Regions from separate parts of the Homo sapiens genome. Here region 1 is linked to region 2. The links are chromatin loops, found by intact Hi-C in ENCODE. Cell type or tissue: mammary epithelial cell. All regions are shown on one strand.

Region 1 (8,000 bases), 550 kb after region 2:
TATCAATAGCAAAAAGCTGGATTCAGAGACAAGTTTAAACCACACAACTCTGATTAAAATGAACAGGACTCATGCTGTTAAGACTCTGTACAGTTCTAAAAACATACACAGCAGAGCACTTAAGCCGTTCCAGAACACATCATTCTCTACTTTTTAACAGGGAGCAAACAGCTGGGATGTGTTACTAGTAAGCCATGTTTTCATAGGCTTTCTGGTTTTCTTTAGCCAAACTCTTACAACAGTCTTCGGACAAATTATTGCCTGAAGCTATAGGAAGTCTTTAGTTGTCTTGGAGAACTGCAGAGTAAGTCAGGTCTCAAAGACAACATGCCCACAAGGACTTGCCTTGCCACCTTTGGCCTTTCCACCTTGGAAATGCCTTCACAACCAATTACACTATTCTCAAATGTCTGTTTATTTTTAATGACTCTAGTTAAATGTTAAGAGTTATTCCGATGACCTAGTTCAAGACTCTAAGAAAAAAAGCTTAGACAAATCAATAGACTAAACTGGGAGGCTTGCAAAGAAATGAACAAGAATCTAATCAATATCTTAACAAAAGACCAACAAATGGTTGAATTCTTGTAGGCCTGCATGGTTCTGAGGCCGACCTTGCTTTTCAAAAGACATTAAAGAGTTCAATATGGAAGCAGTGTTGTGAGAAATCACTTTCTCTTTCTAGATACTCTCATGTCCACTTTTGCTCTGGGAAATGTGTGTGTGTGTGTGTGTGCGTGTGTCTTGTTTTTCTAAATTGTCAGTACAGTGAAATAGTTGTCATGGGTTCACCAAAACAATTTTCAGAGATTTTCTTTCTGAATTTTGTTGGGAAAAGTCCTGAAACATTCCCTCCACTTCCACACACAAAAAGGCAGCCTCCCTAAGGTTCTTCCTTAGGTTCCCCCGGCACCTACATGGGTATCGGCAAACATTATTGAATCTCAACAAGCACATTTATTTCAGATTCTACACATGAAGGGTTTTCAAAATACTCTTCCGTACCCATGGTTCATAAGCCCATGGTCCAGAACATCTAGTGTCTATTTTTATAGCCCACAGGCAATTGCTACAGCTGTATAACCCTATTGAGAATGAGAAAGGGAGAATGTCACTAATTCTTTTGATATCTTAGGATGCAAATGTCTATGTGCTAATGTCATCTGCATAAAAGTATATACTCCCCACTTCACTTTGGCTGAAGGCAACTACACATTAATGGTTACATCCCCTTTTGTACTAAGAGCTACTCAAGGAAACATTTAGCAACAGGTGGTCCTAGCTGCACTTAAACCTTTCCCCTAGGGAACAACACACGCTTATACTGTACATTCCCAGGCCAGTAAACCCATGACAAAGTTATAACTCCCAGTAGTCAGCTCATTTAGGTTTATGCAATAGAATCCATCCTCTTTTTTGGGAATGGAAAATGTATTCCTTTCTGAAAAAGAGTACAGTATAATAGAAGGCATGGGAAAAAATCATTCAAAATTTACAGATTTGGGAGATAATAAAAATTCTACCAATGATCAACTTTGGAATTTACAGTAATAACTTAAGATTTCTGCTCATTAACAGTGTCAGCATGTATAAAAATTAAGAGGTTTAAGAATCTTAGAAGCCCTGTGAAAGGAATTTAGAAAGTGCAAAGATACATGCATTTGAATAAAAATTTGGCGCTTGTCAGACCATGTTTTTTTTATTGATTTTTACAGGGTAGATATGATCAAAATATTAAGAGTCATGGGATAAAATTTCTCTAAGGAAACTTTATCACCATAATAATCATTGAGAACTTCTATAAGTCAACATACTGTGTAAGGCTTTTGAAATACGTAAATAGATAATACGTAAACCCTGAACAGCATACTGTTTCATGGCTTTTTTTTTTTTTTTTTGAGACATGGTCTCAATCTGTTGCCCAGACTGGAGTGCAATGGTGCTTACTGCAACCTCTGCCTCCCAGGCTTAAGCAATTCTCCTGCCTCAGCCTCCTAAGTAGCTGGGATTACAGGCGCGCACCACTGCGCCCGGCTAATTTTTGTATTTTTAGTAGAGACGGGGTTTCACCATGTTGGCCAGGATGATCTTGAACTCCTGAACTCAAATGATCCACCCCCTTGGCCTACCAAAGTACTGGGACTATAGGAATGAACCACTGTGCCAGGCCACAGATGACTCTTATTTGCCGAATTCAGTACATCACTTAGGAGCACCTGTATCCTTTGAGAGTTTATTACAAATGCAGCATCTCAGGCCTCATCCAAGTCCTCTGCAACCAAAATGTGCATTTTGACAAGATCATGATTTATATATATGTTAAAGGTTGAGAAGTTCTGGTCTGTAACACTCAATATTTCCACTTCAACCTTCTAAACTAAAGAATTGTGTGACTTGACCTGTCTTCTAAAGAAGCCTTCACTTTAGTGTCATTACCTTTGTCTTCATAAAATATTCTGTTTTTTTAATAATCATTTAGAAAAATCCAATAAAACAAAACTACAGTCATTTGTTGCTAAATGAGGGGGATAATACCTCCTGAGGAATGTGCAGTTGGGTAATTTTTGCCCTTGTATGAACATCCTAAAGTGTACTTACACAAATCTAGATGTACTTCTAGGCTATATGGTATAGTCTCTTGCTCCTAAGCCATAAACGTGTATAGCATGTTTCTGTACTGAATACTGTAGGCAACTGTAACACAATGGTAAGTATTTGTGTATCTAAGCATATCTAAACATAGGTAATGTTCAGTAAAAATACTGTCTTATAATCTCATGGGATCATCATTGTATATGAAGTCCATCATTGACCTAAATGTTGTTATGAGGCACATGATTGTGAATTGCAAGCAAAAAAAATCTACCTTCTTATTTCTGTATCTAAACATTTGTGTGTTTAATTTGTTCAGTTACAGGATCACATTGATATCCCTAGCCTAGCATTATTGTTGTTCAGAGCAATTGCACAGTGTATTTTGAATGAGTCAATATTAAGAATAATATAACAGACTCCAGGTGTGGTGCCTCACACCTGCAACCCCAACAGTTTGGGAGGCTGGGACAGGAGAATTACTTGAGCCCAGGAGTTCAAGACCAGCTTGAGCAACATAGTGAGACCCTGTCTCTACAAAACAAAACAAAACATTAGCCGAGCACAGTGGCATGCACCTATATGTTCCTGCTACTTAGGAGACTGAGGCAGGAGGATTGCTTGAGCCCAGGAGTTCCAGGCCTCAATGAGCTATGATGGTGGTACTGCACTCCAGCTTGGGTGACAGAGTAAGACTCTGTCTCAAAAAAAAAAAAAAAAAAAAAAAAAAAAATTAAAATTACACACACTCCCCCCACCAAAAAAAAGTTATCTGAAATCTTTGGTTAAAAAGCAAGAAAGTGACTTCTACTTCTGGCCAAGGAAGAACAACTGAAAAACACAAAACATATGAAACAAATTTTGCCAGACACTGGACATGAGGCAAGAAGGGCGAGTGATTGCTGAGCGATGGAAGTCAAATGAGATGAGTGTTTCATTTACCCCAGATGGCTGCCTTGGGTACCTAGGAAAATCTCAAGAAATTCCTTATTGATAATAGATTTGAGAGTCTGCAGAGAACAACGTAGCTGAAGTTGGCAGGGCAGAGTACCAGAGAGGAGAGAAATGTAGAGAGCGAGGACTCTGGAGGTCTGCGGAGGGTTCCCTTGTGTATTTGATTTGTTTGTGTATATGAGGAAACTACCTGAGACTGAGGAAAGAACCACCTGAAAAAATTGCCACTGTCCTGTCTAACTGGATTCACAAGAGATTGGAAATAGTGCCCATTCCCATCAGCTAGGTTAGTTACAAAACCTCAAGATTCAAGGGGCGCTGTGTAGAGTGCACAGAAAGATCTTGCCTTAGTAATGGGAAACAATCAGATCCAGACTGAGTGTGCTCATGCCACCTAACACATTTCAAAAACAAGACTCAGGAAGATAAAACTATTACTATTGAATAAGTAATTCAGCTGTATTCCTAAACAAAATTCAAGCATATTAATATAAATAAAAGAATATTCAGCACCCAGGAAGCAAAACTTTACAATATCTGGTATTAAACCAACAATTTACAGGCATGCAAAGAACAGAAAGATACAATTCATTATGATGGAGTCAATCAATCCTTCCCAATGAATCCTAAACTCCCTCGGATGTTAGAATTAGCAGACAAGGACACCATTAAATTTTGAATTAATTAATATCGTTTTTTTAAAAAAAAAAAAAAAAAATAGGAAGTATCATTCTTTTAGGAGAAACATCACCATCTGGTGGTATTTTCAGGTATTGCCAGTAAAGATATTTAAAACAGGAAGGGTGGTTTTTCTTGGTGTTTACAAATATGTGTATAAATAATTACAACTATATCTATGAATAAACAGCTGAGCAATTGTATAAACCATACAACTTTTATTCAAACACTTGTATAACGTTTACGTATATGTTATTTTATATATACACATACAAATATATTTATATATAAGTATTCATAATTATGCAAATTGAAGATGCAACAATAAATAGACTTTCTGAAATAGTTGTTCTGATAATTAAATATCCAGTTACCATTGTTGCGTTGCCTTAATGACTTTTTCTGTCCCTCTATCTTTGCCCTAGGGTCTTTCCACAAGCTTTCTCTTGTTCTAGGATAATCTTCCTTCCACCTTTCACTTGGTCACTTCTTCCACGTCCTTCAGATTTTACTTTACCTGTCACCTCCTCAACAAGCTTTCTCTGATAATTTAGAGGCAATTAAGCCTCTATCACAAATACTCTCAGGTAATTCACTAAATCCCTTGAAATAGTATCCACATTTGTGGTTATGAATTTACTTGTGCACTTATGTGGAGAAGGTCTTCCTTTCCCACTAGGTACAGTGTTCCATGAGGTCACTTTTCCTCATTATGCACCTTTCAGAATCTAACACAAAGTTGGCACACTGTGTGCAGTTGTTGGATGATGTTTCCCCACCCAGATTTTCATCTCTATTATTGAAATGTGATTAGGATTTAGGCTTCACAGGTAAACCAAATGCAGCATTGAATTTCAATCTCAAATTCCAGGACATGTGGAGGTACGAAATCACTGCTCAAATCAGCTTGTTTAAATTCCAGAATAAAAAGCCCTAAATGCTTCTCAACTTATACAGTTTTTTTCTGCAAATCCCAACTAAGGAACTGAACTTCACTTAATTCAAAATAAAAAATAATTCTGAAATCTGTATTAGGTTTTTCCAGAGAAATAGAACTGATAAGATGTGTGTTTGTGTCTGTGTACACAATTTCTTATAATTAATCTCTCTATGCATGTAGGTCAAACATTCTGGACATGTCTATGAAGGTGCTACTGAATGAAATTAACATTTGAATGGGTAGACTGAATCTCTTGATGCATATATATGTGTGTGTGTCTATGTACAGACACACACTCATTATATATTTATAGATAAATAGATAGATAGATATTCATTATAAGAAATTGACTTATTTGATTACGGAGGCTGACAATCTGCAGTTGGCAAACTGGGAACCAAAGAGAGCTTATGGTATATTTCCAGTCCAAAATGCTGGTGGGCTCAAGACCCAGAAAGAAAATATGTCTCAATATGAGTCTGAAAGCAGGAAAAAAATCTAATGTCCCAGCACTAAAACAGAAATTCCCTCTTATTTGCAAGAGGATTAACTTTTTTGTTCCATTAGGGCCCCTTCGACTAACTGGAAGAGTTCCACCCACATTAGAGATGTCAATCTGCTTTACTCAGTCTACCTATTCAAATGTTAATCTCATTCAGGGGCATCCTTACATAAGGGCCCAGAATGTTTGACCTAATGTCTAGCCACTCGATAGCCCAGCAAAGCTAATACATAAACTTTACTATCACAATTCTACCCCTTCTCATCTTGGCACATATACGCCTCTCCTTAAACCATACTGATATGGTTTGGCTGTGTTTCCACCCCAAATCTCATCTTGAATTGTACTCTCCATGTGTCAAGGGCAGGACCAGGTGGAGGTAATTGGATCATGGGGGTGGTTTCTTCCAGGCTGTTCTCTTGCTAATGAGTGAGTCTCATCATGTGAGATCTGCTGATTTTTTTGTTTTCAGGGGTTTTTTTGTTTGTTTTTGTTTTTGAGACCGGGTCTCACTCTGTCACCCAGACTGGAGTGCAGTGGTGCCATCTTGGCTCACTGCAACCTCTGCCTCCTGGGTTCAAGTGATTCTCATGCCTCAGCCTCCTGAGCAGCTGAGATTACAGGTGCCTGCCACAACACCTGACTAATTTTTGTATTTTTAGTAGAGATGGGGTTTCACCATGTTGGACAGACTGGGATCTGCTGGTTTTATAAGTGTCTGGCATTTCCCCTGCTTGCACTCACTCCATCCTGCCACCCTGTGAAGAAGGTGTCTGCTTCTCCTTTGCTTTCTGGCAAGACTGTAAATTTCCTGAGGCCTCCCCAGCAATGCAGAACTGTGAGTCAATTAAACCTCTTTCTTTATAAATTACGCAGTCCTGGGTATTTCTTCTTAGCAGCCTGAGAATGGACTAGTACACATACTTAATCTCCAAATAAAGAACATAGCACGGCCATAATTTCATAAAACATGATAGAGCTATTCTGCACATAACTAAAACCACACTAATCTCTTCCCCTAAAGAGCAGGTAAAGTGTTGAGTGATTTTTACTCTTCTCTTTGACATCTTATAACTTAAATAATATAACATAAAATTAACAACACAAATATATGAAGTCAATACATCTTATGTTACATAATAAGGGAATAAGTGAGGGAGGTTAAATTATATTGTTTTCTTATACACACAAACATATCCGTAACAAAATATGGAGGAAATAGTCCTGACATTTACAGTCCTCATTTTGATAATGGTCACATAGTTCGCTATAGCTGGTATTTATAACTATCTTCCCCTACTATCCATTCTGTATTCTCTTTGCCTTCAGCAAGCACTTCAGCTGTGGTGATTCTTTACCTGATGGTATAAAACCTTCATTCCTGAAAAGTCCTGATATCAGTGTCCTCCTTTGATTGGGTGTTATAATTTTCTTTTGACCCTAATCACAGGACATGGTAAAACTAAGAGATGCCTTCAGGGATTTGCTGCATGCCTAACATATTCCTCCTTACTGCCATTGTGGAGAAGTAGTTCAATTTCCCCCTGGGTAGTCAGGACCAATCACCCCACCCACCACAGTAATTCAGTAATTTCCCTCTTTCTGATGATTCAGATGCAGGAGGAGCCCAAAGTGACCATGTAGCATTAACTTCCAGTTAAATGAAATCATTGCTGTTTCTCCTGGTAGCAATGTTCCCCACTGCAGAACTAAAATCTATAGGTCAGGGGAACATAAGGCCATGAAAACAAGAAGAAAAACTTTCTAGTAGCTCACTAGAGGATATTAGTGAGCGATACCTGGCCCATTTCCACCACTTGATTCCTGGACTCATGAATCCTGGCTATGGGAGAAGTAGTACCGCATACTGGAGGCTGATTCAGACAACACACAGCCTGCTGGGGAATCTTTCTCCAGTCTCACAAGGTATTGCCACCTAGCTGGCACTGTAACTGCGTATTCAAGAGGTCATTACATGGTTCTATGCGTCCAGATGCTTCAGGATGATGAGGAACAGTGAATTCCATGAGCATGGGTAATTGTCACACTTCGTTTATTGGGTAGTGAGTTCCTTAATCAGAAACAATGCTTTATGGAATATCATGGTGGTGGCCAATGAATTCTGTAAGCCCACCGATGAGTTTTTACAGAAGCATTGCACGCATAGAAAGCAAATCTGTATCCAAAATAAGTGTCTATTCCAGAAAGAAAGTACTGGAAATAGTGCCCTTTCTGTGATGGAAAGAGTCCAATGTAATCATCATGTCACCAGGTAGCTGGCTGATCAACAAAGGGAATGGTGCCATATTGGGGGCTCATTGTTGGTCTCTGTTGCTG
Region 2 (8,000 bases):
GCTGGGAGATTTATAATGAGAAGAAGTTTATTTGGCTCATGGTTCTGCAGGTTATACAGGAAGCATGGTGCCAGCATCTGCTTCTGGTGAGCTCAGCAAACTTTCAGTCGTAGTGGAAGGCAAAGCAGGACCAGACAACTCATGGCAAGAGAGGGAGCACAAGAGAGGGGATGAGGTACCAGGATGCTTTTTAGTGATCAGATCTCATTGTAACGAACAGAGTGAGTAACCCTCGATTACTGTGGGAGGGGCACCAAGCTACTTATGAGGGATCTTCCCCGATAAGCCAAACACCTCCCAGCAGGCCCCACCTCTAACTGTGGGGAGTCACGTTTTCACGTTAGGTTTAGTGGGAACAAATATTGAAACTGTATCAGTTGTAATAAGTGTTTTTTTGGAAAAAAAAAAAAAAGCCAAAATTAAAAGGCTGCAGAGGAGGTGCTATGTGTGTAGGGGTGGAGCTGTTGCTGTTTTATATATGATGTGCAACAGAAGTCTCATCTGTAATATCATGTTTCTGTAGAGACATAACATGATGTACAAGTCATGCAGGTAGCTGGAGAAAGTTTTTCAAGCAGAGGAATCAGCATGTGCAAAAGGCCTGAGGTAGGAGAATACTTGACTTCTTTGAAAAACAGAAAGGAGGCTAATTTATCCAAGAGAAGCAAGCAGGTGGAAGAGTCATAAGCAATGAGATCAGAGTAAAAAGGGGGGCAATAGTTTAGAGAACTTTGTAAGCCATTGTAAGGACTTCAGCTTTAACCCTGACATGTGAAATCCTGAGAAGATCAGGGCAGAGGAGTGATGTAATCTGACTTACATTGTAGAGGGCTTACCCTGACTATTAGGGGGAGACAAGTCCGGGGTGTGTAGAGGAAGTGTGCAAATAGGGAGACCAGTTGAATGTGCAAGACACTATACGGAAATTGAATATTGATCAAGACTGGTGGTAAGGAATAGGAAAAGCTGTCATAAAGCTGAATAACCAACCATTGCATTAAATTCCAACTTCAAGGCACAGGCCCTTCTTGTCATGCCAGGTAGTCAGTAAGTTTCAGAAGGTTTAAAAATACTCCTCCTGGGTGAATAATAGTAAAGGCATCTAAATTTTCTTCAATGAGTGCTCTGCAAGGTACAGCTGTCAAAAGATAACCAAGGGGCAAGTTGTACCTTAGGCATGGATGCCATGGTCACTAAGATGAGCAGCTTTCTAAGATCCTGCCTCTACAAGTCAAGAATAAAAGGAAGTAAAGGAGTTGCTGATGGGTTGAATATTCCTGCTTTAGCAAGAACATTATAGGCTGCAGTAATTCTGCTTGTTCTTTGTCATCAGGTATTTGTACTAATTAGGAATACTTTCAGCTGTGTGTAACAGAAGACTCTGACCAATGGTCTTAAGTGATTAACATATGTAATTATTTTACATGCCAAGGAGTCTAGAGGTTGGTGGAAGAGGATTTGGTGTAGTGGCTCAAAGATAAAAGTCCTGAGCTCTTTATATTTTCCAGTTTAACTATTCTTAGTATGTTGGTTTTTCATCATCATGCTGCTTATTTCATAGTCACAAGATGGCTGCTGCAGCTCCAGGCATTACTTCTTCATAGTAGAGTCACATTCAGAAAGGCAGTGGGAGGGGCAAGACACACTCTCCTCATTAGACTTGCTATTTTTTTTCCCTTGGAAGAACAGCCCCTAACAGACAACCTCTCACCTCTCACTGGTCAGTAGAGGACTTCAGGAGATTTCTAGATCCTTTTGCTTTGTTGACAAAGAGCAAAGGATTACCTTGCCTGTTATATAGAGCAATCATGAATCATCTCCTGTGGCTAAGAGGAGGCCACATTCCCCAAGATCAAGGTCTCTTTACCTGCTCTTGGACACATCAGGATTCTATTAGCAGGTATGAAGTACACTTGTGTTTGTGGTGAAGGGTAGAGGGAATGGGGCAGAAATGACAATTGGGTATGGTAGTGGCTGAGTGAATACTTTTGAGGGGATAGTTTGGGCTCGTTCTTCTAGACTTCATATTTAAGCTGTGACCTAAATCTTTCAAAGGAAAATGAACACAATCTGGTTTGCTGGAGGAACAGAAGTATACCCACAGTGTTGGCAGTGAGGGAACATGAGGTTGACAGCTGGGCAGGAACCAGATTAAGAGATTGGATCTTATTTTAAGTGCAATGGGGAGCCATTGTAGGTTTTAAGTACAAGAATAATTTATGTTTTAAAAAAGATAGTTCTGGCTGCTGAGTGGTTAATAGATGGCAAGGAGAGAAGCAGAAAGATGGAATAGAAGGCAATTTCAGGTATCCAGGCAATAGAGGGTGAAGACTGGAGCTATGATTCTATGATAGCTAACTTCCATATTTGCCCTCAGTGATTCTCTCCTTTTGGTATTTACACCCTTTGGAAGTCTTCTGCATTTTACCAGGGTTAGTCTCAATGTAACCAATAGAGTACAGCAGAAGTGATGGTCTGCTGCTTCTGAGACTAGGTTATAAAGGCTATGACTTCCATCTTGGTCTCTCTCTTTCTTGGATCTCTTGCTCTGAAAGAAACAAGCTCCTAAGTTTTGAGCTACCTTAAGGAGAGGCCTGTGTGGCAAGGATCAACAGCCAGCAAGAAATGGAGGCCTGCCAACAGCTACACAAGTGGCCCCAGAAGTAGACCCTTTTTTCAATAGAGATGACAGTTGGCAATTGGCTATGATTCCAAAATTATGGGGATAAATTAGGAATGGAGAAATGGATTTAATAATCACTAGGGCCAGGTGTAGAGGCTCATGCCTGTAATCGTAGCACTTTTGGCATCCAAGTGAGGCAGATTGCTTGAGGCTAGGAGTTCAAGGCCAGCCTGGAAAGTATTGCAACACCCTGTCTCTACAAAAAATAAAAATAAAAATAAATAGGTGTGGTGGCAACTGCTTGTTGTCCTAATTACTAGGGAGGCTGAGGTGGAAGAATTGCTTCAGCCCGGAAGTTCGGGGCTGCAGTGAGCTGTGATCGCACCACTACACTCTACCCTGGGCTACAAAGTCAGACTCTGCTTCTAAAATAAAAAAAGAGAGAGAGAGAGAATATCTCAAATATAGGTAGCATTTAAAGCTGTGGAACTGGATGGGATAACCTAAATAAAATTTATTGAGAAGAGACAAGACCCAGGGCATGAATGAATGAAATGAATGAATGAAATATGAATATCTACATTAAAACACAATTCCCTTTAAAAATTAGAACACATAATGGGAATACATATAGGTGTTAAGTTGTCCATACTGGGAATATTCAATACTGGACATTACTACTGAAGAAAATTTCTTAAACTTCTTTATGATGTGACATTTATACACTGAGAGTGTGTGTTAAGGTTGCTGTGGGGACTTTAACTCTTGAACTTCCTGATACTTGGTGTATTTTCATTTTAAACCTTCCTATTCTATCACAATAAATTTACAAGTTAAACATGTATAGCTATGCACCGTGGCTTTGAATGTGTCTGAATTTCCAAGGAAACATGCACTATGGTATTGGCTATTTATGAGTGTGGAGAAATCTAAGGAAACGTATTTTCATTTCTTATTCCTCAGCAAATTACAGCTCGACATGGGCCTTTAAAAAATAGACTTGCTTTACTTCAAACAACTTGCTTACCTTGAGGTTTTCTGGGAACGTAGGGCTGTATACTTCTGAGAGCTCTTTCATAAATGATGGGATGTGCTGCAACCTCTCAGCTCCAGGCACCTTGAAACAGGCAGGGGGGTTTCTCTTTTGCCTTCCGTGTTTGCTTAAGGGAAACTAAAAGCAATCTTCTATTTGAGGTCAAGTTCTATTACACTGAAAACATTTAGTCTTCAACATACACGATTAAGATAGCACATCTGTAGTGGTCACGAGGATACATGCCCAACTTGCCCCATAGAAAGATAGTAAAGGAATCTCTTGTGTTGGTGGAATAATAGGACTGAAACATATTGAACTTCTTGAAGGGAAAGTATAAGTAGCATCCTCTTCTTTTGCTTTCTGGACACATATTTTCCCATCTCCAGAAAGACTGAGTCCCCAGGGAATAAAGACTATTGATGTGGCCTTAAGTTTGCAATTTGTGCTTCCCATAAAAATTCCTCCCCCAACTATGTATGTATGTCAATCATGATATGTCACCAGCAGGTGGCAACAGCGAGTGCAATAGAATGGAAAACCCCAGGTCAGAATCTCTGCAGATCACTAGGAAGGGTAGCATGCCAGTGTACACAGTGTATGCAGAAGGGAAATGACTGCTATTTATTTTTTTTTAAGTGCTTTACCACTCTGTCCTACCTCTCCAAGAGTCCATTTTCTTTCTTCCACAAAAATTGATTTAGACCAGAGGTCAATACTCTTATTAATCAGAGGGAGGTCCTTTTAATAGCCTGTAGGTCTTTTCCTCTACATCAGGGACAGGGAGGTTTGCCCTTGTTTGTTAAAGAGTTCTCATTTTCTGACTTGCCTGCCCCTATGGGCCTCTTAAAGCAACTCTGAAAACAAGTGGCAAAGAATAATTTTTTACTAGAAGACTTAGCAAGAGCCAACTAATTTGACCCATTAAGTGGGCTATCAGAAAGCTAGGAGGAGATGACAGGGGTTGTTTGCCAATATGAAAGAAAGAGAGATATCACTGTTTTTTTTTTCTTTTTTTTTCTTTGTTTGTTTGTTTGTTTGTTTTTTTGTTAAGCTGGCAGCTGCTGTAGTCGGATTCACTGGCATTGACTGCCACCTGGTTGGGGAGGAGTCCTATATCTTTGCAGATTCCATCTCAGAGATGAGACATTGTCCCCCTGTAATTGCCTTTGTGTAATTTCAGGACTAGCATCATGATAGATACTATATGGCAGAGCAGGCATGCTTGGGCTTGTCACATGTACAATGAGGGACTAGAGCTGTCTTTCAGGTCCAAGGAGCAAGGTTATTTGAGGAAAGCTCAGCTGGGAGTGAGTGTTCTTGAGGAAACATCTGCTCCATAGGGATGTAGACCCTTAGAAGAACATCCTTTGCAGGTTGTGCATGAGACAAGCCATAAATTAGTAGGATGAGCTCCCCCTGTAGTCTACTCTGAGTACAGAACTACCTTACAGACAATTCAGTTAGGCCTCAGACATCACAGTGCACCAAGGCAAATAAATCCACAAGTGGGAGGATATGCTTACAGGCACAGCCTTAGTGGGGGAACTGTGAAAATTATCCCTTCATGTTTCTCTGAAAGCAAGTGTATGAGCATTTTATGGAAACCTAGTGCCTCCCATCCCACTTGGAATCTGAATTGCTTGCAGTTTCCTGAGATGCCACTCCAGCCATCCATGAGGCCTGTTCTCACTTCACACATACTCTAAGACAAACGACTTGTCATATTATTGAGAAGATGGGAAACTATTTATATTACCACCTAAAGAAAGCGCATTATAAGAAATCAGGCTATGACTTTGGTTTTGCCGATAGCTGACATTTCAAATTCGGGCAAGTCACAAAAATTTCATTTCCACTTACTTATGTTAAGTAGGGTAATGATCCCGCCTTGGAGACCCTATAGAATATTTGATGATAATAATAATAATAACTAAATGATTATCGCTTATTCATGTGCTGATTTCCAGCCTGATAGTCAGGCTCTTCACCCATCTATTTCAGAGAAAAGCCAATATCCTACCACCATCTCCAGGGCCCTATATCATCTGACCCCTTTACTTCTGACCTTGTTTCCTCCTGTTCTCCTTTTATTCATTCAAACTAAGAAACTAGCTTTCTTGTTATGTCTTGAATACACTAGGGTCTTTGCATTGCCTATGTGCTCTTCCTGGACTGCTCGTTCTCCAAATATGCAGACGATAGAATTTCTTACCATCTTTCCATCTTTGTTCAAATGCTGCCTTCTTAATTAAGTCTACCTGGCCCACACATTTTACAGTTCGAACCTGTCCCCAACCAGACTCCTAACCTCTTCATTTTCCACATTCAAAAGCACTTACCTGTTAATTATGATTATTGTTTACTGTCTGTCTCCTCCAATTAGAATATAAATTCTTTAAGTACTGGAATTTTTGTTTCGTTGGTTTGTTTTCAATGGAGTATCCAAATACCTTGAAGTGCTTAACATACAAAGGGATTTGATTAATATTTGGCAAATGAATGACAACACAGCCGTCCTGTTAGGTACACACACAAAAACACACATGTATACATATATTCACACACTCCCACTCTCACATACACTTGTATACAGAATTTAGATTTATTTTATAACTTGATGAGGTTGATTAATAACCCATTCTGTGCTCCTATTACAAAAGTAGCACAATTAGAAATATTTGAATATGTCTTCAGGTGAGTCTGTTAATTTTCTTTTGAATAATTTTAATCAAAAAATATGTTTATATTACAGAAGAAATACACCCTCCTTAGGCATTTTAAGAGAAAATGCAGTTTTATTGTTTTCAGTGATGTATAATATAAAGTAATAGTAAGGGGGCTACTGAGACACTGCAGATAAACACCCTGCTAGAGCTAGTTGAATGGATAGATAAGACTCATTTACAATTAACACACTGTTTGTATGCATTTGGGTTGTTGTAAATGTGTTTGAAAACAATTTGTTCTCAAGTAAATTGAAACACCGGCTACATTCATTCTTGTTTACATTAATTTTATTGATCTATTTTCTATAGATAATGGGAAAATAAACTGTAGCGACATAGACAAAGCTGTGTTTGAATTGTCACAAATTACAAATCACAAGGAATCTTAACTGATGAGTTTCTTCCTTGAAAATGTGTTACTCCACAATGTAAACATCAGGTGCTTTGATTGCTTTTGGCTTACTCATATTCATGCTTCTTTATCCAGGATCCTTCCAAATAAAGCATCCAGAAAATGTTTGAGTCACAAAAATATGGGCTTTGTATTGTTTACAAAGGAATATTGGTGGTAGAGAGGAGGGATGGATTTCAGTTCTACTTCACTCACCTCACATTTGGTTTAGCGTGTCCTATTTTTGGGCTATCATTACATGAAGGAAGCCTACCAACTTTTGCCAGGCACTTTGCATCTTCCCTTGTTTTGAGTGAGAAGCTCTAGATTCTTCCCCATGTCTTCTACCACAGCTTTAAGATGGCTATTTGGCTTTGACTGAACACTCCAGCGGAGTCTTATCATTTTCCCAAACAGAGCATTACATGATTGTGTAGTTGTAGATGTTAGAAAGTTCTTCCTCACATATAGCTAAAATTTGACTCTTGGGAGGCAGCCTTTGTAGCTAGCTGTAGATCTACCTAGTAATGGAATAAGAGGCTATCTACCTCTTCCTTCCCCCGCATGTCAAGATCCTTTCTCAAGAAAGCTAAGAGTGGCATTGCTTCTCAGCTTTTTCTTCTCCAGATTAATAAAACTATTTCTTAACTGTTTTTTAAGAAAGTGAGCATTTATAGGCACACACACACAATAGTTTATATCCCCATTTTTTAGAGGTTAACTGCTTTCCTAGATGTGATCTTGTGCTTTTTGCCGCTTGGAAGAAATATTTAATTGATAAGAGAGTAAAAGGAAAAATAATTTGCTCTGCAGCGGCTTTTGACTGGATAACTTCTGAGGAACATATATTGTCTGAAAAAGAAGGCACAAAATTATTTCATGGTGAAGTCTACATAGGGTACACTGGCAATAACTGTTTACCTCTTTCAGGCCAGATTTAGATGTTCTTACTGACATCGTTGGTCCTCAAAACATCCCTGAGATTGAGCCTTACTTCTATTATTCCAGGAAGGATAATACCAATATACAGATTGACTAACAAACTGTCCACATATTAGACAAATCTAGCCAAAAATCAAGTCCAACTCTTTGGTCATAGATGAACACTTGTGAAGGAGGGTAAGTGAAATGCACACACCTACCCATGAAAATGGCATTACTAGAAGTAATGACAATTTGAAGCCATAATCGTGATGCTTTAGCACTTTCTACTTGATCAAAAAT

The links. A loop is a pair of places that touch in the nucleus more often than their neighbours do. Peaks named below come from ENCODE experiments on the same cell type or tissue, not always from the same donor. Only the 100,000 strongest peaks of a DNase experiment are listed, where the experiment ranks them.
Region 1: it touches region 2 in a loop (10-fold over the local background); 6 of 110 quality-filtered maps call a loop at or near these places.

Annotation. Positions count from the first base shown.
Region 1 is chr20:7,371,821-7,379,820 of GRCh38, forward strand. No RefSeq gene overlaps it. Among named protein-coding and RNA genes, the nearest start is that of MIR8062, 4.2 kb to the left of the region's middle. In mammary epithelial cell, a CTCF peak has its summit at 4,308 (motif pointing left); no DNase peak of the experiment used is centred here; H3K27ac peaks cover 249 bases.
Region 2 is chr20:6,824,828-6,832,827 of GRCh38, forward strand. No RefSeq gene overlaps it. Among named protein-coding and RNA genes, the nearest start is that of BMP2, 61 kb to the left of the region's middle. In mammary epithelial cell, CTCF peaks have their summits at 4,183 (motif pointing right) and 5,082; DNase peaks (open chromatin) are centred at 4,184 and 4,894; H3K27ac peaks cover 445 bases.